Regions from separate parts of the Homo sapiens genome. Here all the other regions are linked to region 1. Evidence: chromatin loops called from intact Hi-C (ENCODE). Cell type or tissue: ovary. All regions are shown on one strand.

Region 1 (8,000 bases):
TGCCTCCCAAGTAAGTCCAAGTGTTAGCCATCCATCATATGCTCAGCTGTGATATGCCTGCCTGAGTGCCTGTCCCACTCACGGGGCAGTCAGCATGGCAAGCAGTTGGTGTGGTTCGGGGAAGGAGCACCAGCTTTCAGTCCTGACTCTGCCATCTCAAGCAGCTGTAACTAGAGCAACTCATTTCACTCTTTGGGGCCTCATTTCTTTTCTGTGAAATGGGGTTAATTATACCCATCTTTCAGGTTTCGTCAAGCCAAATTTCTATTATTATTTCTCCTTATTACTGACTCATAAAATAGCAAAAACCACAAAACACAACTAAATTGCAACAGGCTGTACTTACTGACGGACTTTAGAAAGGAAAGCTCATTGTGTGCTTTAAGAAAAGCTTTCAGGAGTTTGAGAAAGCTTCCAGGAGATGGTGAAACTTGATCTGAGCCCTGAGAGGTCTGGAAAGGAAGAGTGGAGCAGGGAAGCTTTTCAAACAAAGGGAAAGGTGGGGGTAGGAACAAGACTGGAGAGCCTGGGAGATGGTGAGGAGCTGGTGCTGAGAAAATACAGTGAAGGTAATGATCATGCCTGCATTTTGCCCAGTGCTTCATTATTTTTGGAGCACATCTCTCCTTTGCCCATGGTAGCCTGAGCTGGGCAGGACATCTAAACAGAAGTTAATGGATTTACCCAAAAAGTCACCAGCCTAGGATGTGGCTGAGCCTGGCCTGGGTTCTAGGTCACCTGCTCCGTAGCCTATGCCTGCTGCCCCGCTAAAGGGAGCATTTAATGTGCCAATGAGGAGAGATGGCATGGTGGAAAAGATAAGCACTTGGAAGCAGCCATGTTTTGCTCTGAGAGTAGACAGACTCAAAATAAAAAAAATTCCTTCAATTCTAAAGCTAAAAAATGGGACTGGAAATTTCAAAGACAGACAAAAGCCCCAAATGGAGAAAACAATACTTCAAGCTCCACATTTGGGAACCATTAGCACAGAGGTCCTGGCTGATTTCTCTTCCCTGCCCAGGAAGCCAGGAGAGATGCAGGCCACTGAAGCACACTGGCTGGCCTAAAACAAGGGCAAGGCCTTTCCTTGTTAAAGATGTCATGGCCCAACTCAAGACTCATTCTCAGGCCTGCACGCACATATGCACATATACACGCGTGCATACATGTGGCAGGAAGGGGCACAGAACCTGGAGTCCAGTCACCTCTGGCTATTGCCAGCTATTTGCTGGGACAGGTCATTTGTCCTCTCTGAGTCTCGGTCTCCTGGGCTGTAGCCAGGGAGAAATAATACCTACTGCACAGGACTGTGGGGACAGCCAAAAGCCTTTTATAAACCTAAGAAAGAGAAGTCGTTAGGAACTATTCATGGGCACTCACAGCAAGGCAACCCCATCTTGTAGGAGGGCATCTGTCCCCAGGGCAGGGATCAGGAGAGCTGTTTCCAGAGGCTTCCAGGGTAACTTGGAGCAAATCACTTACCTTTCTTGGACTCAGTCCCTGGAAGAAGAGGCCATTCCAGACCGCTTCCTCCCACGAACTCATTCATTGTGTCAGCAAACGTAGACTGGGGTTCTGCTGAGGGAGGCCGATACAACCCACCACTGCCCACGGCTGTGCACGGCTTTGCTGTGGGAACAGGCCTGTAACTGCGGCACAACCTGCGATCTGGACAAAGGGCAGAGGAAGCTGAGACTCTTTCCCCTGGGGTGGGGGCTTGAGGGGCTTGGGAGGACTCTGCAGAAGAGGTGACATTTCAACAGGGCCTTGAAAGCCAAATAGGTATTTTCCAGAGGCAGAGTGGGGAGGGGCAAAGGCATTCCAGGTGAGGGTGACATCCTATGGCGAGGCAGGCCTGTAGGTGGGAAGGAGGGGAGGATGGGCAGAGAGTTTGTGCTGTGGAGCACAGTAGCCCAGTCATGAGAGAGGTGCAGGATGGAGCACACAGGGTGGGCTGGGCAGGCTGGGCAGGGTGCTGATTGGCGGCTGCAGGGCTGCTCCCCAGGCATGGGTAATCATCCCACGCATCTGGAGGCAGGCTCTGTATGCATCTGGTTCTTTCCATGGCTCTGAAAACAGTCTTCTTTTTTTCCCTTGATGAAATCCTGCAGTCCGCTCCCATGTACCAGTACCTGGATAGGAAACTGTTCAAGGAAGCCTACCAGATTGCTTGCTTGGGTGTCACAGACACTGATTGGCGTGAACTGGCCATGGAAGCGCTAGAAGGTTTAGATTTTGAAACAGCAAAGAAGGTAAGCATCTAGCCAGCAGGAGCTGGAGTTTGGTCCTTGTGGGGTCCCTTAAGAAGGCAGATGGGGACCCAGGTGGCACGGAGAGGCCATAGACTGCAGCAGTCTCTGGAGTTAGGCTGACCTGGGCTTGTATCTTAGCCACTTCCTCACTGTGGGCCTGGGTAGGTGACACCCTTTCTAAGATTGCTTCTCTATAGACGTAGGATGATGACAGGCCCCATCCTCACAAAGCTGTGAGGATCAAATGGGAGGATGCCTGTAAAGCCTGACCCAGGAGCAGCATGTCAGATTCTGGCTGTCACTCTTATTAGCTGTTCTCTGTGGGAAGCACCTGACTAGTAGCCTGGCACATCACAGGCACTCCGTAAATGGCGGCTTTTATTATCGGTGTAGTCACTGGCCATGATGCTGCACACAATGCTGCTTTTCTTAGCATCTGCCAACTAAGGTGGGAGAGATGGTCAAGGTCTCTGATTCTGACAGCAATGTGGGCACTTCCCACGTACCTTCATGGCGGGATTCATGGACTTGATTCGTTGTGTCCTTTCCTGGCCTAGTCTATGAAAGCTAGAGAGATGGCTGAAAACATCTGACCCCTCTCTGCACATAAGGAAAAGCCCAGGTATGTTCCTGAGCTGTGTTTCCATCTAGAACCTCAGATGGAGGAAGGAATGGCTTCCAACCTCCACTCCCCTACCCCTTCCCTCTTTATCTCCCCACAGTCAATTAATGAGCTGCTCATTTTGTCCATATTCCCGGGCTGACATTGAAGGAGTGGCAAAGAGGGACGTGATGCCCGCCTTGGGTTAGATCAAGACTTGTAGGCATGAAGAGAGGAGACTGGACCAGACCAGGACTAAGAAGCCTGGCTGAGAACGAGCTGTGTCACATAAGGGGCTCTGGGACCTCAGGCCAGCCACTTTCCTTGGAGCCCCAGTCCTCCCAGTTCTGAAATGGGGGTGGTGAGAATGCCCGCTGCAGTCATGAGGCTTAACTGAGATGTTGTAAAGGGGAATTTAAATCAGGGATGGTTGTGCAGATGCTAGCCATTACTAAACAAGGGAAGTGATCGTTGTGTAACAATGATCTAGATTATATTTTTAGATGTCCTCAGTGTAGGAAAGTGGAGATGGAGGAGGCTGTAAGAATTCAGAGGAGGGGCCAGGCGCGGTGGCTCACGCCTGTAAATCCTAGCACTTTGGGAGGCCGAGGTGTGCGGATCACAAGGTCAGGAGATCGAGACCATCCTGGCTAACACGGTGAAACCCCGTCTCTACTAAAAATACAAAAAATTAGCCGGGCATGGTGGCAGGCGCCTGTAGTCCCAGCTACTCCGGAGGCTGAGGCAGGAGAATGGCGTGAACCTGGGAGGCGGAGCGTGCAGTGAGCCGAGATGGTGCCACTGCACTCCAGCCTGGGCCATAGAGCAAGACTCTGACTTAAAAAAAAAAAAAAAAAAGAATTCAGAGGAGGGAGGAGGCATCTCTATGGAGGGAGCTTCCCTCTCCTGCCCCACCCAGAAATGCCAGCAGGGAGGGAGACGACAAATCCCTAGAATAGAAAGGATTGTAAAAAGCCACAAGGTTTAATATGAGTGTTTACTGATATTTTTATAAATATATATATTTTTATATATTTGTTTAAATATTGAGACGGGGACTCACTGTGTTGCCCAGGCAGGTCTTGAACTCCTGGGCTCAAGCAGTCTTCTTGCCTCAGCCTCCCAAAGTGCTGGGATTACAGGTATAAACCACCACACCCAGCCAGATTTACTATAGTTGAAAAGTAAGTGTATGTGGTATATATCTATTGTGTACAACATGCTGTTTTGAAAAAGCCACATGATATTGAAGATAGGCTGGATGTTACTATTTCATCTAAATCCCGAGTACCCCACCTCTTTACTCTGTGCCAGGCACTCAGGCTCACCAGCTTGGATATAGTGGTTCCTAGAGATGGACAGCCATCCCCACTAGATGGCAGAGAAGAGCTGCTGAGCTCCCGCCAGACCCTGAGCAGAGCTGCAGGTTCCTCCCTATTCCCAGGCTTCCCTCTGCTGAGCTCATTCAGGGGCCTTGTGACTCTGACCAGGCACCCTGACGCTGCAAAATGTGTCAGGTTGAAGGAACTCGGAAACAGATTTATTAATGGGCAAATCCTAGACACTAGCACAGCTGAGCTACAGCTAGAAAGACCCTTGAGAGGGTGTCAGTAGCAGGCCCCTTTCCACAAAGAAGATGGTTGGAGCCCAGAAGCAGAGAAGTAGGCTCAGAGCGAGGACTCAGACCTCGAATGCTCCTTTCCCTCTTGGCCACTGTGCTGGGCTTTGCAGGGTTGCCCTCTCAAGGCGCTTTAAGGAAACCCAGATCTAGAGGGTGATGTGTAAGACCTACAGCTTGGGACACAGGTAGTCTTAGCCCTGTGTTCCTTGGCCCATGTGATGCCCGCATTGCCCTTTTCTACGAATTCCTCTTCACAAACACTTGTTTGCCAGGTTCTGACTCTGATGCCTCCCTTAACGCTGCCTCCCACCCCTGCTCATGCTCAGACCATTCATCCGTGTTCTCCAGGCATGTGGTTCGTAGTTGGAGAGCTCTTAGCTCTGGGAGGTGTCATGATCTGTTTAATTGACCAGCTTTCCCTGTTAGAATGTGGACCTCTGAATTGTGGAGGGGGACAGGGGCCGAGACATGTTTCTCCCTGGGTCCTCAGTCTCTTGACAGGAAGCCTGGTCCTGTGGGATGAAAAGATAAAGTTGCATTGTGGTCACCTGCAAGGCAGGCCGGGGACTTGCTCATCTCCCGAGGTCTTTTCAGGAGGGAGGATGCCATGCTGCTGAGCAGAGGCTGCAAGTGGTCAGGATTGCTCTGCGTGTTCAGTTCAAAGGGCTCTGGAGCTGCTGCCTCCTCTAGGCACAGGTCAGCCCATTTTGAATGGGGCAATAAATGGTGACAGCAAAGCCACCTGAAAGCAGCCTGACCTGGTGGCTTGTGCTCCTCCAAACCCTGGGCAGAATCTGAAAGCAGCAAAACTAGCTTAGCTAACACCAGTCTGCTTGTTCCTCAGAAACTTCTAGAGGTCCATGAGTTAAAGTCTCTGGCTTTACTGTGAGTTCAAGGCAAGGGCTGCAATTTTAGGGTTTACATAAAGAGTTTGCCTTCCACAGACTTGGTGGGATTCATTCCCTACCCCTCCACCTTCTTCCAGAATCTGTCTTTATACCCTCTCAGCTTTCCCCTCCTCTGCTCCCTCTGTGGTACCAGGGGCTCTGGGTCCCCTGTGTCTGTGGCACCACTGGGTAGGCATAGCTGTCCCCTGCATTCTACCCATGTTGCCAAGATGTATAGGCAGTCTCTCATCAGTCCATGCATCTCATCCTCTCCTGCTGTGATGCTGCGTGACCCCCCAGAGGGTCAGACCGGCTTGTTCTTCTTTGGGTCTAGAGTCTCCCAAGGAGGCACCGCCACAGACTGTGGCATCACGGTTTTGTTTTACCTGATCTCAAAATGACTGATGCAACTGGGATGTCTTTGCTGTTCTTTACATGGTCCAATCCCATGGATAAAGCCATGCCTCGCTGGGTGGTATAACCTCCTGCACGCACGATGATTAATCTGTGCTTGCTCCCTTCCTCTCCTCTGTGGCTCACTGTCTAGATAGAGCTTGACTTCCCACCCCTAGCCAATCACCCACTTTTGAAGCCAAGAAGACAGCTTATTTTATTCTTTATTTCTTCGCCACAGGCCTTCATCAGAGTACAAGACCTCCGATATTTAGAGCTCATCAGCAGCATTGAGGTAAAAGATGAAGCATTTTTCCTTCTCAAGAAGGCATACTTGGGGTTCCTGTTTTAGGGGCAGCCCTTCTAACAGGCAAGAGCCTTGAGGACATGGGAACAGAGCTCACTGGCGTCTGGGCATCTGGGCCACAGCCTTGCTCCGGGGGCAGAGTGGCCACACTGGGGGAGACAACAGCAGGTAGTGTGAGCTGTTGTGTGATAGCTGGGTGAGGCACATGGGTTCCGGATCTCTCCAGGGTTGGGTTTCTAGTCTGTGAAAAGGGATTGGACCTACCTCACAGGCTGCTGTGAGGATTCAGTAGGTTCTCAGGAACTGGTTTGCATCCTCCTGGTGGCGGATAGCTGGTCACCATCCTCTCAGACTCCAGTAATCTGATAGTGTTGGAGGAGTTTCCCAAATGCACATGAGCTGAGCTCCATTCCCCAGAAATGGACCTGGGGAGCAAGGCCCACAGTCTGAACTGAGCGCCCCAGAGTTCTGGAGCAACCCCTAGCCCTACTGTTTCTGGCTGAGAATATTGACCTTGTCATCCAAACCCAATAGGCCTGCAGTGTGCTAAGGAAGCTGGTTGTAGGTATGCCATTTGCTGGGTGGTGGTCAACACTATGCTTTTTTTTTCTTTTTTTTTTTTTTTTTTCTGAAACAAGGTCTCACTCTGTTCCCCAGGCTCAAGCGCAGTGGCACGATCACAGCTTACTGCAGCATAGACCTCCCAGGCTCAAATGATCCTCCCACCTAGCCTCCCAAGTAGCTGGGACCACATGCATGTGCCACCCCGCCTGATTAATTTTTTGTATATTTTTTAGAGCAGGGTTTTCCCATGTTGCCCAGGCTGGTTTCAAATTCGTGGGCTCAAGCTATTAGCCCACCTTAGCCTCCCAAAGTGCTAGCATTATAGACTTGAGCTACCATGCCCGGCCCTTAGACACTATTCTTAATTTCTGTGTATCTCAGTGCTGTCTGGCTGTCTGTTAAAAGGCATATACATTTTTTCTCCTGAACATATTTATTGTGAAGGTATGGGAATGTGAGATACATTTGAATTCCCAGTTGGAAACAGTGAGGAAATAGCAAATGTCTTGTCCCTCTCATTCATTTCCCCATAATAAACACCTGTCATGGGCCAGCCCTTGTGCCGAGCTCAGTGGGCACAGAGCTGAGGAGGAGAGAGGCTGACAGGAGCTCACAGCCTGCTAAGCCTCATAACGTAATCTGCTCTGTGCCACATGCGTGATTTATGTGAATGCTGTTCTAGATCCTCACATTAACTGAATGAGGCAGGTACTGTTGCTCTCCCTATTCCATGCAGGAGGAAATTAAGGCTCAGCAAGACGATGCCACATCCCCATGGGTCCATAGCCAAAAACTTGGTGGAATTCAAGCCCAGTCTATTTCCTAAGCTCATGCTCTCTCGGCCACATACCCTCCCTACCCGCGTGTTGTAAGGGGCATCTGTATATTCTGGGGTTTACCTACCCGCGTGGTAAAGGGCTTGTTCGGAGCTATTGCTCAAAATGCCCAGTGCTGCTGACTTTCACTTGTAAATCCACTGGCCTGGATCTGGGGGTCTTCACCTGAAGCCAAGGAGCATAATTTTCCTCTCTACAAAAGTAACTGCTGTGGGGTCCAACTATTACTTGTCACATCTTACTGGGGTCAAAATGTAGTCCTCTCCTCGTATGCTATGAGCTGGGAAGTGCGTTAAAGTAAACTCCTAAGATTGTCTCTTGAAAAAAAGTAAAGTGCCTTTGAGTGTGCTCTATATCGACTGCCTGCAGACTTATTTGCACACATCTGGGTGCTCAGCATAATTCCAGAGAACTGCAGATCCTTAGTGGGTGCCTTTTGGATAGGGGAGATGTTCTTGTCCTGCTGACGGGGGGAAAGAACCTGCCCATGTTGACATGCACCTGCTGAGTGCCATAGATCGTTTTTATTGGTCATGGTG
Region 2 (8,000 bases), 120 kb after region 1:
CCAGACCGGGGACCTTGAGCACCTCTGGGAGATACTGCCAAGTGGCACTGGCCTGTGCCCACAGCGGGCACGGCGAAGAGGAGAAGGGTGTGGAAAACACAGGGAGGGTGACCAAGGAAGGCCGCAGCCGGAATCTGTGGCCTTGGGGTGGGGAAGAGGCCCTTCGCCACTCTGTCCTGGGGCTGTGTCCCTGGAGAGGCCCTGTCCCCTTAGGTAGAGAAGCTCCAGCCCCCCTCAGCTGGGTGAGTCACTGCACCGAGGGAGCGGACCGTGGGAACCAGAATGGTTCTTGCCAGAGGGGGAGGGAACCCTGGGCTGGCCTAAGGAATCCCACAGATCAGCTTACACCAAAGGGCCGAGACACAGGGCCTGAAACTACTGGAGGAAGGCCCTCAGTCCACAGGACACTTCTCTCCATTCAGCGACTCCCCACTGAGACCCCCAGTGCCAAACACAGTTGCCTGCGAGATGAAGCTCTGGGGTGGAGATGGTGGATGAACCAACCATGGCACAGGGCAAGCAGCCCCACCACCCTTTGGACTGTCTGCCCTGCTCACCCACCGTGACCTTTACTTTCAGGGTGGCCGGCCAGATGGTGGGCAGTCGTGGGAGACCGACCTCGACCTTGGGAGAAGGAATCTGCATTTTCTCAAAGCCCCAGTGTTGGGCCCGCCCACAGAGGAATGGTTAATCTCATGAAATTCTTGTCACAGCCATGGAGAAGGGACAGGGTGGGGCCCCAAGGAAGGCTTGGGTCACCACAAGAAGGCTGAGTTCTGCATTTTGCTGATGGAGATGCAGCTTCCTAAGGGAATGGCAGGCAGTGGAGCTGAAGTGGGCTCGCCAGACTCAGATGGGTGGAGGGTGTGGGAAAGGCCCCAGTGTCATTCTGGGGCCTCATTCCTCAGGGTGAACTATGGGGATCAACAGACCCAGCTCCCAAAGCCAGTGTGAGGAGCAATCCCTTGCCATGAACTTCCTTTCAGGGAACCACACCAAGTCCCCTCCCGCACCCTTGTCATGTCAACACACATGCTGATTCCGTCAACCTGGCCCCCCTTGCTACTGCCCAACCCAGCCTCAGACACCTGGGCCCCATGCCTGCCTGTACTCCTCCTCATTCCCCACTGAGCCCCACGGCCCTCTCCTGCCCCCAAAACACCCCTGTTCACATCCCTCCATTCTCCTGGCCCTGGCATCTGCCCACCCCAGCTGCCTGGGACGCCCCCAAAACACACGCACTCTGAGATCCAAGTCCAGAAGGCAGCAAAGGCTGGGCATTAAAAACACAGATGCTGAGGCCAGACAGGCTGGATTCAAATCCACCTCTGCTAGTGCCCAACTGTGTGATCCTCAGCAAGTTGCTTAACCTCTCTGTGCCTGTTTCTTCATCTGTAAAATGTGATGAGAATAGAGGCTACCTGAGAGGGTTGTTCTGAGAACTGGGAATTGTGACATGTGATGCCCCTAGCTGGCACTCCACAAGTGCTATTGTTTACCCCAGACTCCCACACCTGGTACATACTAGGTGCTCAGGAAATATTTGCAGAATAGGTGAATAAAAGTTGGCCTCAGGCACACACCTGTTTGCCAACCATGCAGCCTCCTCAGAGTACCGACTCATGCCCAAATACCTGCGTCCCCTGCCACGCACATCCCACTGCACACCTAGCCCTGTCCCGTTGTACCAGTGTCTGTGCAGTACACCTGTCTGCCCTGTGCGTCTTCAGGCCCCAGCTTGCTGGCACACAAGTCCATGCAGACATCTGCAGGGCCCTGGTGCACACCTGTGTGCCTCCTTGCACACCTGCCACACCCATGCACCCATCACCAACGTGCAATGGTAACTCTGACAGGCTCACGCAGTGGCCCCAGAACACAACTTTGGTCAGGCATGCAGTCACTTACTGCGCCCTCAGCATGCACCTGTGACCCTCACGTGCATACCTGGGCTTTATGCGCACCTGGGTACCTGTGGCAACTTGGACCCCTCCCAGTACGCCTAGGTATGCGCGCCCATGAGCCGGCACTCACTTGAGTCCCTGCACATGCCCACCTGGGCCATACAGGCGCCAGTAGTACCCCTCGGGGGACACCTGTATTCTCGCGTGCACACCTGGGTTCCACGTACATCTGGATCTCTGCGCGCTCCCACCTGTGACCCACTCAGCTCACGACCCGCTCGGTTCCCGCCCGCCCCCGCCCCCGCCCCCGCCGCCGCCGCCGCCGCCGCCGCCGCCACCGCCCGGGTGTACCTGGATGTTGAGCTTGCGCTCACAGGCCGGTCCCGTGCCCTGCACCACGCTGTCGAGCACCGCCACCACGTCGGGCGCCGGTTCCACGAAGCAGGCGGTGCGCGCAGCTCGGATGGCGGCTCGCACGTCGGCGAAGCGGAAGGCGCAGAGTGCGGCCGGAGCAGCGCGGGCCGCGGGGGACCCCTGGGGCCGCTCGAAGACAGCAAAGAGCCGCTCCCGGGCTGGGAAGACCGACACCAGGCGGCTGTAGAGGTCGCCGCGGCCCGCGCCGCCCGCGCACTGCAAGCCCAACTGGATGTAGGACTCGGTGAGCTTCTTGGCGTCGCCGCCGGCGCCGTGGGGCAGGCAGATGCGCGCCAGCAGGCTCCGCGCCTGGCTCTCCTTGTCGCCCGCGCGCGCCTCGCTGTTGAGCGCCAGGTACGCGTAGGACTGTGCACCCGGCGGCGGGTCGGACGGGTGCAGGAAGGCGCTCACGAAGCCCAGCTTGTGCTGCTCCTTGGCGCCCTGCTTGATCTTGAGGATGTTGTCGTCGGAGGGGTTGAGGTCGAAGGTGAAGAGCTTGGCCAGGTCGCCGCGCGTGTCCAGGGAGCGGATGGCGATCTCGGGCGTGTTCTCGAAGCGGTGGTCCTCCAGGCTGCGGTTGCGCGGGAAGAAGGAGCTGCCGTAACCGGTGTACGTGGCGCCCACGAGCAGGCGGCTGCCCCCCGCGCCCGCGGCGGGAGGCAGAACTAGCCCCACGGTGGACGCGTTCGGGTGGTTGGCCGCCACGTTCAGCATGCTGGGGAACACCGTGACGGGCTCGGCGGGCGGCGCGGCGGGCGGGAAGCGCACGGCCACGGCCGAGATGTTGCCCCGGCGCCGCAGCTGGCAGAAGCCCTGGTAGATGGACCCGCACACGACTACCAGGCCCTGGCCGGGGTCCAGCTGCAGGATCTTGTTGTAGTTGTCCGTGAGGCGCCGCGGGTGCTCGCACGAGGCCTGCGGCAGCTGCGGAGCGTGACACAGCGGGCTGTCGGGCACCGGGCCCACGGCCGCCTCGGCCTCCAGGCTCAGGTTGGCGCCCGACAGCTGATAGAGGCGGTTGACGGCCGCCAGGTACACGGTCCCCGCCGCGCCGTCCAGGGCGAAGTTGTTGGTGGGCGTGGGCGAGGGGAACCGACGCTGGATCTCCAGGGCGCCGGCCCGCGCCGCCCCCAGGAGCAGCAGCAACAGCAGCGGCACCGGGCACCGCGGCGGCGTCTGGAACGGCGGGGGGCTGGCGGCGGCGGCCCGGGCGCTAAGGGGTGCGCCGCCCGCGGCGCGAGGAGCCATCCGGGCGTGCGCGGGCTGCGCGGCGCGGCGAGTGCATGGGGCGAGGCGCGGCCGGGAGCCGGGAGCCCGGAGGCGGCGGGAGGCGGGGGGCGGGCCCGGGCCGCGATGCGCTTCCTGCCCGCGCCAGCCGCCCCCGACCCCGGCGCCCGGGCCCGGGTCAGCCTCGCCGCGCAGCCCGGGGGCGGGGCGGGGGCGGCTCCGCTGCGGACACGCCCTCACTCCCCGCCCCGGCCCCGCCCGCCCCCGGGACCCCCGCCTGCCCCTGGCCGCCCTGGGCCACGCCCCGCCGTCCGCGGGTCCCGCCGCCCGCGCCCTCCAGGACCCGCCCGCGGCCCCAGGGTCCCTCCCCGTAGCCGCCGCCGCCGTCGCTCGCTCTCCTCGCTCTTTCCTCCCACTTGGCCGCTTGGCCTGCCTCGCTCGCGCCTGTTTTCTCTTTTCCGCCCTCTCCCCCACCCCGTCTCTCCCTCTCTCTGCGTCTCTCGGTCTCTGCGTCTCTCCGTCTCTGTCCCCACCCCAAACTCCGCGCGTGTGGCGCTTCTCCGGGTTCTGCCTCTGCTTCTCCTTCTCCCTCCGACTCCGCTTCGCTCTCCAGTCCCTGGCAGCCCCGCCCCCGGCCCTTTCTAGTCTCCTTCTCTCTCCTGCTCCGTTTTTCCGTCCCTGACGCTCGCTCCCTCTCTCCGTGGCTCCCTCTGCCTCCCCCTCGGACCCTCCGTCCCTCTCTCGGTCCCTCTGAGCTCCCCTTTCCTTCTCCCTCTGCCTTCCCGAACCCTGTGTCTCCCCTCCACACTCAGCCTCCCTCCACCACCTTTCTCAGGCACTGTCCAGGCCTTCGCTCCCCCGGTGCCGGCCAGTCGGGCCCCCCAGACCCCATAATCTGTCCCCCAAACCCCAGACCCATAAAAGGGATTTACAAGTGGCAGGGCCAGAGGGACCAGTGCTCAGGGTCAGATATATAAATGAGGAAAACATGGAGAGAGGAAATAGTTCCAGCCAGTGGCCCACAACCGATAGCCAGAGCAAGGCCTTGGTCCTGGAGCCCACAGTTGCCTCCTGTGGAGACCCAGCCGCACCCCCACCCCTGGCACCCCCGCCAGGCACTTTCCCTGACATCCTCCCAGGCTTAGTGGAAGATTAGTCCCACAAAAGCCGGCACTGGGCAGGGTTCTTGATCTCAAAAGCAGCGTTAGGGGCAGGCAGCCTGGTTCCAAGGTCACAGCCCTGTGAGGACCATGCGCCGTGGCTGTTTTGCGGGGGTGCTCACACAGGGCTAGCCCGTGCCAGACACTGTGCCAAGCACTTGCCATGTACGGGCTCTCTTTTTCCTCACAGATTCCCCCGAGGCGAGCGCTATTGGTAACCCATCTTCCAGATATGGAAACCAAGGCTGAGGGGAAGGGACTGGCCCAAGATGCACAGCTCATGAGGAGCAGAGCTACAGTGTTTGAAAGCAAAAGCCCTTCAGCTCCGACCTCTCAGAACGGGGCCTCCCATCAGACCCCCAGCTTCCACAGGGTGCCCGGTGGGCCTCACTCTGAGAGTAGCGGGACCTCATTTTCCTCTTTCCCACCCAACCAGGAAGGAAGGGCAGGGGTGTCTGTGCACCATGGGGCCGGCAGGAAAGGCTGGGCCTGCAGCCGCCCCCCACTTCCCTCAACACCCTCGCCTTCCTGCCATCCTGCCCGCCTTGTTCCAGACCCCTCAGCCCTGGTCTGGCCACTGCTTTGATGGCCGGGAGTGTTGAGCTGCAGGAAATTGGAGGCCCCCTCCCAGGCCCATCCACCCACCAAGAGCCACTCAGGGGACTGCCCGTGGGACTGTGTCCCTGTCTTCCTCTCTGGATGGAGAAGGCGCACATCGTGCCACCCGTGGGGGCCAACTGCAGAGCCCAGCAGGGGTGCATGGGGCCTGCCTCCATGCCCCTCCTCCTCACTCACATCCTCAGTGCCCCCACCCCAGTCCATCCGCTGGTCTCTCTGTCTTATCTCTCTCTCTCCTGCCCCCACCCATCTCTGTTCCTATCTGTCTTGCTCCTCCCGTTCACTCTCTTTGTCTCTCCTTCTCTCAGTGTCTTGCCCCCTTCCCTTTCCACTCTTCATCTGTCTCTCTGTGTCTCTATCTCTGTCTCTCTCTCTGTCTCCCTCCCTATCCCTCACCCCCACTCCCTCTCCAGCCCCTCCTCTCTTCCTTCCTGTCTCCCGCTCATCTGGTTCATCTTGCTGCATCCTGCAGCTCCCCCCACTGAGCCGTGAGGATAATGCTCAGTGTTGTCTTAGACCAGCCTGTGGTGATGATCCTGGGCACTTGGGACACAAGCTCCCTGCCAAGCTGAGCAGTGGGGTTTAGGAGCTCTCTAGGTGAAGGGTATTCGGGTCTGAGTATCCTCACATCAACTGGAGGTGAGAAGTGCTGTGTGGTCTTGTGCAAGGCACTCACCCTCTCTGAGCCTCAGTTTCCTCAACTGTAAAATGAGGACAATCGTAGCAGAACACCTGCCCCTGGGAGGGTGTGAGATGGAGAATATAACATAACAGGTGTCAAGCACAACAAGGCTCTTAGCAAACACCAGTTTCTCCCCGCCTTGTGGCAGTGAACCATGACCCCTGAAGCCCATGTTAGAGCCAGGAGTTGGGGTGGGGGGCATTGCAACTAAAGACCAGGGCTCCACCTCCTGTCCTGAGCCCCAATGTGGCTAGCAGAGCCACCAGACGGTGAGAGTGAATCCTGTGCCCAGCACTGCCCTACCAGATCTTACACCATCCTTGCAGCCAGCTGACTAGGCTGTGGTCAGCAAACCCATTTCACAGATGGGGAAACTGAGGGGCATTAGCAAGGTAAGGATTGAAACCCAGATCTGGCTCCACATCTTATGATTTCTCCCTTCTACCCATTAGCTGGGAGCACCATCAGGCCAGGATGGCTCATGGTGGCAGCCCCTATACCCCTGGCTGGGCAGAGGAGGTGCTGACAATTACTGGCTGAATGAATGAATAAAGGAAGGAACAAACCACACCTTCCCTGGCCTTACTAAGATGCAATGAGGTGTTCTTCCAGAGGGAATTTTGGAGGGAACCAAGGGGAGATGAAAGGTACTCAGGAGTGGGGATTAGGTGGGACCCAGCAATAACTAACTTGGAATGAACTAACCCAGAATAGCCAGACCTAGTTGGTTATTCACACTGCAATTTGGGCCTTTTTCAGTTTTTGTTCAAGTCTGATTATATCAAGGAAAAGGTCTTGGTTTGAGGCTAACATGTCTTTAATGACTGTAACATTTGTCACTGTCTCTTTTTAATAGAGAGAAGGTCTCAAACTCAGGGCTGTTGACATCAGCGTGCTAGAATGTACTGATAGCGCTTTGTTTTCTTTGTACTTGCCGTTACTTTCTGGTTTTGGCAAGTGCTACTGGTTTTCCATGTACAGTAATGATGTAAAGCTTCCTTGATAAATGCATTGATTGAAGTCCTTTAAAAGTGAGTTAAAGACAAATGTGAAATAGGTGATAATCCAGATGCCACCAAAATGCCTGAAATTTGGGAAATGTCCAGCAGTGCCTTTGAAGACGAGGACCTGGTGGCCGAGTCAGGGCAGTCTTGCTTGGGGCACGGTGGTCAACGGCTATGCTGGCTCGGAGAAGGCGGGCCTGGGCCTTCCACCCCACTGGGTGGGCTTCCCACCCTGTCCTGTCCATTCTCACCTCTGACTGCCCAGGGCAGAGCTGTGAGGAGACAGAGGAAATGTTTTTCTTCTTCAATTGGAAAAAATAACAGTGGGGCCAGGGTTGCGCTGGGAGGAGGGGGCTCCTGCCCTCCCGTCCCTTGGGCCTGGCCTCTGAGAACGTTTCCTTGCAGGAAATGCCCCTGCAAGGTTAATGCTTTAGAGCACCGCCTCAGCCACAGGAAGGTGCTGGAAACAAGAGTCCTAGGGACGGCTTGGCAATCCAGCCATGGGCCTAGGTGGTGCCGGGAGCCATCACTGCTGCTTCTCGGGGGCTGGACCCGTCTCATTTCCCCGTGGGAGCAACCCTGCGGGGGGGGTCTTAGCAACCCCCCTTTTTTTTAAATTATACTTTAAGTTCTAGGGTACATGTGCACAACGTGCAGGTTTGTTACGTTTGTATACAGGTGCCATGTTGGTGTGCCGCACCTATTAACTCGTCATTTACATTAGGTATATCTCCTAATGCTATCCCTCCCCCTCCCCCCACCCCACGACAGGCCCCAGTGTGTGATATTCCCCATCCTGTGTCCAAGTGTTCTCATTGTTCAGTTCCCACCTATGAGTGAGAACATGCAGTGTTGGTTTTCTGTCCTTGCGATAGTTTGCTCAGAATGATGGTTTCCAGCTTCATCCATGTCCCTACAAAGGACATGAACTCATCCTTTTTTATGGCTGCATAGTATTCCATGGTGTATATGTGCCACATTTTCTTAATCC
Region 3 (8,000 bases), 440 kb after region 1:
AAATTTTGAATAATATAGTGTGAAAATTCTGGAAATCAGATGTCTCCCTCCCCAGGGTTTGTTGTTGTTGCTGTTCATTGTTGTTGCTGCCTCTGTTTGTTTAATGTCTTTCCTGGACTAATTCTGTAAAGTCTGTATTCTTTGCCATGTTTTACTAAAGTCTCTGCTTGGTTAACTTAGTGGTCAGCTAATGATTGGACAGTGTATTAGTCTGTTTTCACACTACTATAAAGAATATCTGAGACTGGGTAATTTTTTGAAGGAAATAAGTTTAATCGGCTTACAGTTCCATGTGGCTGGGGAGGCCTCAGGAATCTTACAGTCATAGTGGAAGGGGAAGCAGGCATGTCTTACATGGCAGCAGGCAAGAGTGTGAGCAGGAAAAATTGTCACATAAAATCAGATCTCATGAGAACTCACTATCATGAGAACAGCATGGGGTAAAACTGCCCCCATGATCTAATCACCTCCCACAAGTTCCCTCCCACGACACATGGGGATTATAGTTTGAGATGTGATTTAGGTGGGGACACAGAGCCAAACCATATCAGACAGAGATTTCTTTGAATGCTCTGGACCAGTAAGTCTACCAGCCTTTGACAAGGGACTCTGTGTGTGTTGTTAGGATATGCTTTCAACATTCCAGCATTACCACACTACCTTAGTCTTCACTTCCTGCTTGAGCAGAGCCTCAAGGTGAGCCAGCAGTGAGGGATTATGGTTTTATCAGGTATTTCCTGGGAAAGTGCACAGTCTTGTACATGTGCACAGCCGTCTAGATCCCCAAAAATATGTGGGAGTTTTTCAAAGCCCCCAATGGACATCTCATTCCTAACTTTTCTTTTAAATTTTTTGGTCAGCTTCTTGTTTGCCCCATCTGTTATCACTGCCTCTGGCAGCTACAATATTAAACAACTGCTGTTGATGGTTTTTGACAAATGTCCCCAGGGTAAAGGCTGTTCACATTGACTGAACTCTCAGGTCAAATAAAGGCAAGCTCTGAGAGTAGGGACTTCCAAGGAACTTCCAGACAGGTCAAATGATGACAACTTTCTGGGGATGGGACTTGTTAGCAAGCTCCAAACCCTTCTTTCCCCTCCAGCAGCTGCTAAGGTGCTGGTTCTCATGGCTATCATTATTGTAAGGCTGTCAGTTTTCAAGAATACTGCAGAACTAGGAGAGGGAGATGGAAATAGGACAAGTTAAAATGTCACAAATCTCACTGTTCTTACTGAGATTGTCTTGAAAAAAATGCTCCTGCATTGTTGTAAGCCTTTGATTAACTCCCGGAGTACTGAAAACATCAATTTTGACAATTTTTGCTAGTGTTCTCATTGCTCTTACGGAGGAGTGGATTTTCAGAGGTCCTGACTTGATCATTCCAGAAGTGCCCTCTCTTCTGCCAAAGACGTTGGAATTCATTTTTTTTTTTTTTTAAAGACAGGGTCTCGCTCTATCCCCCAGACTGGAGTGCAGTGGTGCCATCATGGCTCACTGCAGTCTCAAACTCCCGGGCTCAAGCAATTCTCCCATCTCAGCCTCCCAAGTAGCTGGGAACGCAGGTGTGCACAACTGCACCTGGCTAATTTTTTGAAATTCAAATTTTAAAAATGTGCAGCTCAAAGAAAAGGGTCTGTAGACTGAGATGGTCTGTGGATGATTAGACTTATGGTCTTTGGCCCCCAGAGTAAGCACTCTAAAAATATTCATTTATTTGTACTACAAGGTTCTGACACTTGGGGGAGGAAGGGGCCAATGAATGATGATTTCATAGAGTATGTTCTGAGATTTCCTGAGATGTCTGGCTGTGATTCCCTTTCTTCTCATTCCTTCTTACCTCTCAGACCACACGCCTGGCCCTTGCTCCATTGACTCTCAGCCCACGATTATTCTCAGGGACCCCAAGGCAAGCAGTGAGGGGCTACTCCCCAAGGAGAAAGGTGTTCTTGGGGAGATGCTACAAGAACCTCCTGGCAGAGTCGAGGATCCTTTCTTGGGCAATCTCTCATCATTCAATCAGCACACTAACCCACAGAGGGTGCAGATGTGAACACAAAGGAAATGCCTTCCTGATGCTACTGATTGGTCAGACGATTGGGCACATCTCCCTGATGAGTGAATGTGTGTAAATGTTTGAGTGTGTGGGCATGAATATTCATATGTGTGTGAATATGTGAGTCTATGTGAGTATATCAGTGTAAATGTCTGAGCACTTGAGTATAAGTGTGTGTATGTAAGTCAAATCTGAGTATGAGCAGGTGTGAATGTTGTGTGTATACGGGTATGGCTGAGTGGGTAAGTCAACATCTTTGCAAGCATGTGTGAATGTGCATATAAATGAGTACATGTATGACTGTGAAATATAAATAGTAAGTGAGTGAAGTGTGGGTGTGTGCATGTGTGTGTTGTGTGAATGTGTGTGAATAGCCAAGTGTCTGTGAGCGTGTGTTCATTGGATGTGAGTCAGCATGTACAAATATATCAGCCTGTGAATGTTTGAATCTGTGTGTGTAACTATGTGTGTGGATGAGTGTGAGTTCATGAGAGTGTGTAACTGTAGGTAAATGCTTGAGAGCAAATGTGTGTGAGCAGATTGAATATATATGTTTGAATTATGATTATACAAATGTGTGTATTACTGAGCATGGGTTTAAGTGTATGAGTGAACCTGTGAACATTTGAGTGTATCTGCAACTGTACGTGGGTGAGTGACTGAGTGTGAGTGTATGAACATGTGGATATAAATGTTTGAGTATTAAGGTATGAGCACATGTATGTGTGTGTGAGTTCACACATCTGAGTGTGTGGACATGTGAATGGAAATGGGGTGAATGAGTGTTTATGTGTAAGCATGTGAGTGTGTGTGAGGAGGGTCTCTGTAGCTTTAGTGGGGCAAGTGAGTGGCCCACCACAGCTGGAGAGAAAGCCCTGGTTCTCCCTGGAATGTGGGATGTGGAGGTCAGGTACCTCCAGGCAGGGAGTACTAGGTCCCCACACATGGGAAGTTCACCTGCTCAGGGCCAGCACCTGGATTGCGCCCTTGGGGTCCTTGGCCTCCTGCTCCCAGCCCACTCCTGGGGGTCAGGGCAGAGCTCCCGGGCACACGTCTCCTGGCTGGGGCCCTGTCTTTCTCTCAGAGTTGAAGAAGCCAGGAGTCTCCACCTCACCTTTGCACACACGTTTGCATCATTATAATGTCAGTGGTGCAAGTCTTACCTGGCATCATTACATTTTTTCCCACTGGCCTCACAGCAAAGGCAGGAAAGGCTGGGTGTGTTCTGGAGGTTTCTTTGAGAACTCTGCTTCCATTTGAGAAATCACCGATTAGCTGCCATGCTTTGTCCTAAGGGCTTTGCCCTCATTACTTCACCCAGTCTTCCCGACAGCCATTAGCAAGCCCCTTTCAGAGTCTGCAGGGCCTGACTTCAAATAGTGATGCTGGGTGTGATTGGCTGTGCGACCACAGAAACTGAGAGATTCCCTCTCAACTCCAGTTTACTTATCTGGCAAGGGCCGCTGGAGAGGCTGCAGGGTTCTTCTCACCTTTCAGGTCTCAACCCAAGCTTCATCTCCTCACATAATTCCCTTCCTCCCTTATTCTCCATCACATAATCCCGTTTCTTTCCCCTATAATGCAATCTGTAGTTATCTTATTATTTTATCTGTTTGTTGGTGTGTTTCTTGTTGTTTCAGCCTCCATACAACTCTGAGGCAGGCACTGAGTCTTTCCTGGTCACGGCTGAATCCACAGCACCTAACACACCGCGTGGCCCTTAGTAGGTGCTCGACAGATACCCAGTAACTATTCACCGGCGGTAAATGAACTCGTGCATGTGTCTCTTGGAATCAGCTACCCGCTGGGACCTTCCCGTTGAAAACTTGGGTTCGACATTTACTGCTTTGAGTCCTCAAATCCGCTGGTGCAAAGATTTGAGAACTGTGCTTTTCTACAATTCAACTCCAATTTTTGGTCCCGGGTCCGTAGCCCACCGTCGCAGGGCCCTGGTTATTTCTGGCTCTGCAGTGCCACCTGCAGGCCATAATTAGATCTGCAGCCTGAGGAACATTTCCCACCTCTAAGGTCTCAAACTAGGAATGAGACTGGGGAGTCTAGCCGGGCCAATGACTCCAGGTGACCAGGAATTGCTAAAGTGAAAAAGTGACCCTAGAAGGTTCTCATAGACAGCTTGGTGGTAAATGATAGGAAACCTCTCTTCTCCCACTGTTCACTTTCTCGAAGCATTAAATTCCTCCTAGGGTTCCAATCCTCAAGTTGCAGGGGTCTCAGAATCCTACCTAACTCCTCTTCCTCCCCACAAGCGTGCTTACCCTGAAGCCTTCCATCTCAGTGATTTCTCAGTCCTGAAATGCTAGAGTCATCTTTATTTATCCTATACCCTACGTTTAGTCCATCAGCAAACCCTGTCTGCTCCATCCTCCAAAGACATGCCTAGAGCCTGACCACTTCACACTACTTTCTCTGCTCTTACTCTGGTGTGAGCCAACATCATCTCTCAATTGGAAAAGATTCCTCCCTAGACATTTCTCCAAAGAAGATACACAAATGGACAACAAACACAGGAAAAGATGCTCAACATCATTAGTCATTAGGGCCATGTGAATCAGAACTGCAGTGAGATACCCTTTCACACCCATTAGCACAGCTTTTATTTAAAAAATGAAACATAACAAGTGGTGGTAAGGATGTGGAGAAATTGGAACGCTTATACATTGTTGGTAGGAAGATAAAATGGTGCAGCTGCTGTGAAAACAGTATGGTGATTTCTGAAAAAGTTAAACATAGGCTGGGTGCAGCGGCTTATGCCCGTATTCCCAGCATTTTAGGAGGCCAAGACAGGAAGGTCACTTAAGCCTATGAGTTTGAGACCAGCCTGGGCAACACGGAGAGGCCCCACCTCTATAAAAAATTGAAAAAATTAGCTGGGCATGGTGGTGCATGCCTGCAGTCTCAGCTACTCAGGAGGCTGAGGTGAGTGTATCACTTGAGCCTGTGAGGTTGAGGCTGCAGTGAGCCGTGATTGTGCCACTGTACTCCAGCCTGGGTGACAGAGTGAGACCCTGTATCTAAAAAAAAGAAAGAAAGAAAAGTTAAACATAGAATTACCATATGATCCAGGAATTCTACTTCTGGGTATATACCCAAAAGAACTGAAAGTAGAGAATCAAACACATACTTATACAACCATGTTCATATCAGTATTCACAATAGTCAAAAGTTAGATATAACCCAAATGGCTATCAACAGATGAGTGGTTCACCATGAGAACCTGATGATGAAATGCAATATATCTATGTAATGAAATACTATTCAGCCATCAGAAGGAATAAAGGAATGAGTACTGATACATCCATCAACATGGAGGAACCTTGAAAACATTGTGTTTAGTGGAATAAGCCAGATACAAAAGGCCAAATGTTGCATGATCCCACTTATATCAAACATCTTTTTTTTTTTTTTTTTTGGAGGTGGAGTTTCACTCTTGCAACCCAGGCTGGAGTGCAATGACGTGATCTTGGCTCACTGCAACCTCTGCCTCCCGGGTTCAAGTGATTCTCCTGCCTCAGCCTCCCGAGTAGCTGGGATTACAGGTGCCTGCCACCATGGCCAGCTAATCGCCCGGCTAATCTTTATATTTTTAGTAGAGACGAGGTTTCGCCATGTTGGCCAGGCTGGTCTCGAACTCGTGACCTCAAGTGATCCGCCCACCTCAGCCTCCCAAAGTGCTGGGATTACAGGCGTGAGCCACCATGCCCAGCCTATATCAAACGTCTTGAACAGGCAAATTCATCAGTACAGGAAGTAAATTACAGGTTACCAAGGACTGCAGGGGGGAAGGGAGAATGGGGCGTTATTGCTTAATGGGTTCAGAGTTTTTGTTTGGGGTGATGAAACATTATGGAAATATAGAGTAGTGATGACTATATGACATTGTGGATGTACTTAACGCCGCTGAATTGAACACTTAAAATGGCTAAAACAATACATTTTATGTTATATATGTGTCACTGGTAAAGGGTCGTGACTGCCAATTGTCCAGGTTCTTGGTGTTTTGAACAAAGAATTGAACAAAACGCCCAGCAAAGCAGAGAAAATGAAGCAACAAAAGAACAAAAGCAGGGATTTATTGAAAACGAAAGTACACTCCACAGCGTGGGAGCGGCAAGAGCAGCGGCTCAAGGGCCAGCCATACAGAATCTTCTTGGGTCAAAATACCCTCTAGAAGTTTCCCACTGGGCACTTCATGCTTACCTCATGTAAATGAAGTGGTAGCCCGTGATCAGTCAGGTGGTTTTTGCAACCAATCAGAGGCTAGGGTGAAGTTACAAAGTTATACTTCTATGCAAAAGAAGACTCAGCTGCAATCAGTCTGATTGGTTGTGGACAGCAACCATTCAGAGGCTGGAGTGAAGTTACAAAGTTGCGAAGGAAGACTCAACAGGCAATCAGTCTGATTGGTTGTGGACAGCCAATTTCCCATCTGCTGTCCAGAAAAGGCTGGGGGTTTGCAAAGGGAGTAGCCTCTGGTCGTTTTTTACTTAGGCATGGAAAGTTAGGATTTTCCTTTCAAGTTAGTTCAAGGAAGTCGGAGTGAGGCATAAGGCTGCCTGCCTTAGGTTCCCTGCCTGCAGACTCTATTCTCCTGCCTCCTATGTTTTACTGCAGTTTTTTTCTTTTTCTTTCTTTTTTTTTTTTTTTTTTTTGAGACGAGTCTTGTTCTGTCTCCAGGCTGGAGTGCAGTGGCACAATCTCGGCTCACTGCAACCTCCGCTTCCCAGGTTCAAGTGATTCTCCTGCCTCAGCCTCCCGAGTAGCTGGGACTACAGGCACATGCCACCACGCCTGGCTAATTTTTGTATTTTTAGTAGAGACGGGGTTTCACCGTGTTGGCCATGATGGTCTCGATCTCTTGACCTCGTGATCCGCCCGCCTTGGCCTCCCAATGTGCTGGGATTATAGGCATGACCCACTGCGCCTGGCCAGTTTTTTTCTTTTTAAAGCAAGGGGAAAATGCTCCTCCCTGGTCTCCCTATCTGCACTCCCCACACAGTAGCCAGAGAGGTCCTGTGAAACTCTGTCACCTCCAGCCTCTGCTCAGAACTGTGTCTCTCACTCCCTCAGAGTAAAGGCCAGGTAGCCCTCAAAGCCCCTCAACACCTGGCCCATGTGTCCTCCCAGTTTCATCTGGGCCTCACTCACCGGACGGACGCTGCCTCCTCGCTGCCCCTCTGACCGGTGAGCGCTTGTGCCCCTGCGGCCTTGCATGGCTGCTCCCTCTGCTGGGAACTTTCTCCTCCCAATATCCACACAGTCCGCCTGCTCCCCTCCTTCAGGCCTTTGCTCAATGTCCCTATTTGGTGAGGCCTTCCCTGGCCACCTATTGAAACCCGTATACTCATCTCCACCCTGGCACCCCAGCCCCTCCCCTGCTTGATTTTTCTCTGGCTGCCCTCAGCTACGTGCGTATTTTAGTTATTTATCTGCTTATTGTCTTGTCTCCTTTCACGTAATTTGAGCTTTAGGAAGGCAGGGATCATTGTCCCTGTCCAGTTCACTGGCACATAGTAGACACTCGACAGTGATTTGTTGAATGAATGAATGTATGAATGAATGCCTACAGTTGGGAGTGGGCAGGCTGTGAGACAACAGAGAGTACGGGGACTGGGGATTACTGGGAGCTCAAGTCCCGGCTAATGCTCTCCAGCTGGTTTTTGTCTCGTGGGAAAGCATGTCATTACTGCCCAATTGACTATTTAAGAGAAGCCAGAAATCTGGATTTTTAGTGAAATTCTCCAATGTTTCAAGCACTGAGAACTAGTGTAGGTTTATAAAACATCTTGAGGACCAAATGATACCTATCTGTGTGCCAAGTTTGGCCCATGGACACCTGGTGGTGGCAAATGGTGGTGGCAAACGGTGGGTGCAGGGTGTTCAGATTTTTCTCCCCATCCCTGCCTCCTCTCCTGGGCTTCAGACCATC

Evidence for each region. Hi-C counts contacts between places; a loop is a spot of excess contacts. Peaks named below come from ENCODE experiments on the same cell type or tissue, not always from the same donor. Only the 100,000 strongest peaks of a DNase experiment are listed, where the experiment ranks them.
Region 2: it touches region 1 in a loop (4-fold over the local background); 81 of 110 quality-filtered maps call a loop at or near these places.
Region 3: a loop joins it to region 1, with 2.7 times the contacts of the local background. A loop is called at or near these places in 63 of 110 quality-filtered maps.

The regions. Positions count from the first base shown.
Region 1 is chr3:129,486,146-129,494,145 of GRCh38, forward strand. It overlaps IFT122 (intraflagellar transport 122), which reads left to right. Exons shown (of 30, transcript NM_052989.3): 16 at 2,112-2,252; 17 at 5,996-6,049. Among named protein-coding and RNA genes, the nearest start is that of RHO, 38 kb to the right of the region's middle. RefSeq lists silencers at 3,533-3,741, 4,148-4,217 and an enhancer at 4,141-4,435. In ovary, a CTCF peak has its summit at 4,196 (motif pointing right); a DNase peak (open chromatin) is centred at 4,276; H3K27ac peaks cover 1,781 bases.
Region 2 is chr3:129,603,074-129,611,073 of GRCh38, forward strand. PLXND1 (plexin D1) reads right to left here and starts at 3,603. Exons shown (of 36, transcript NM_015103.3): 1 at 2,256-3,603. The coding sequence starts at 3,566. LOC124909431 (a long non-coding RNA gene) reads right to left here. Exons shown (of 2, transcript XR_007096079.1): 2 at 6,805-7,281. RefSeq lists enhancers at 1-854, 1,847-2,839, 3,832-4,824, 4,825-5,815 and silencers at 133-427, 3,562-3,621, 3,772-3,931. In ovary, no CTCF peak of the experiment used is centred here; DNase peaks (open chromatin) are centred at 308, 2,551 and 4,088; H3K4me3 peaks cover 3,538 bases; H3K27ac peaks cover 2,004 bases.
Region 3 is chr3:129,930,654-129,938,653 of GRCh38, forward strand. No RefSeq gene overlaps it. Among named protein-coding and RNA genes, the nearest start is that of TRH, 40 kb to the right of the region's middle. In ovary, a CTCF peak has its summit at 4,019 (motif pointing left); DNase peaks (open chromatin) are centred at 3,998 and 6,298; H3K4me3 peaks cover 786 bases.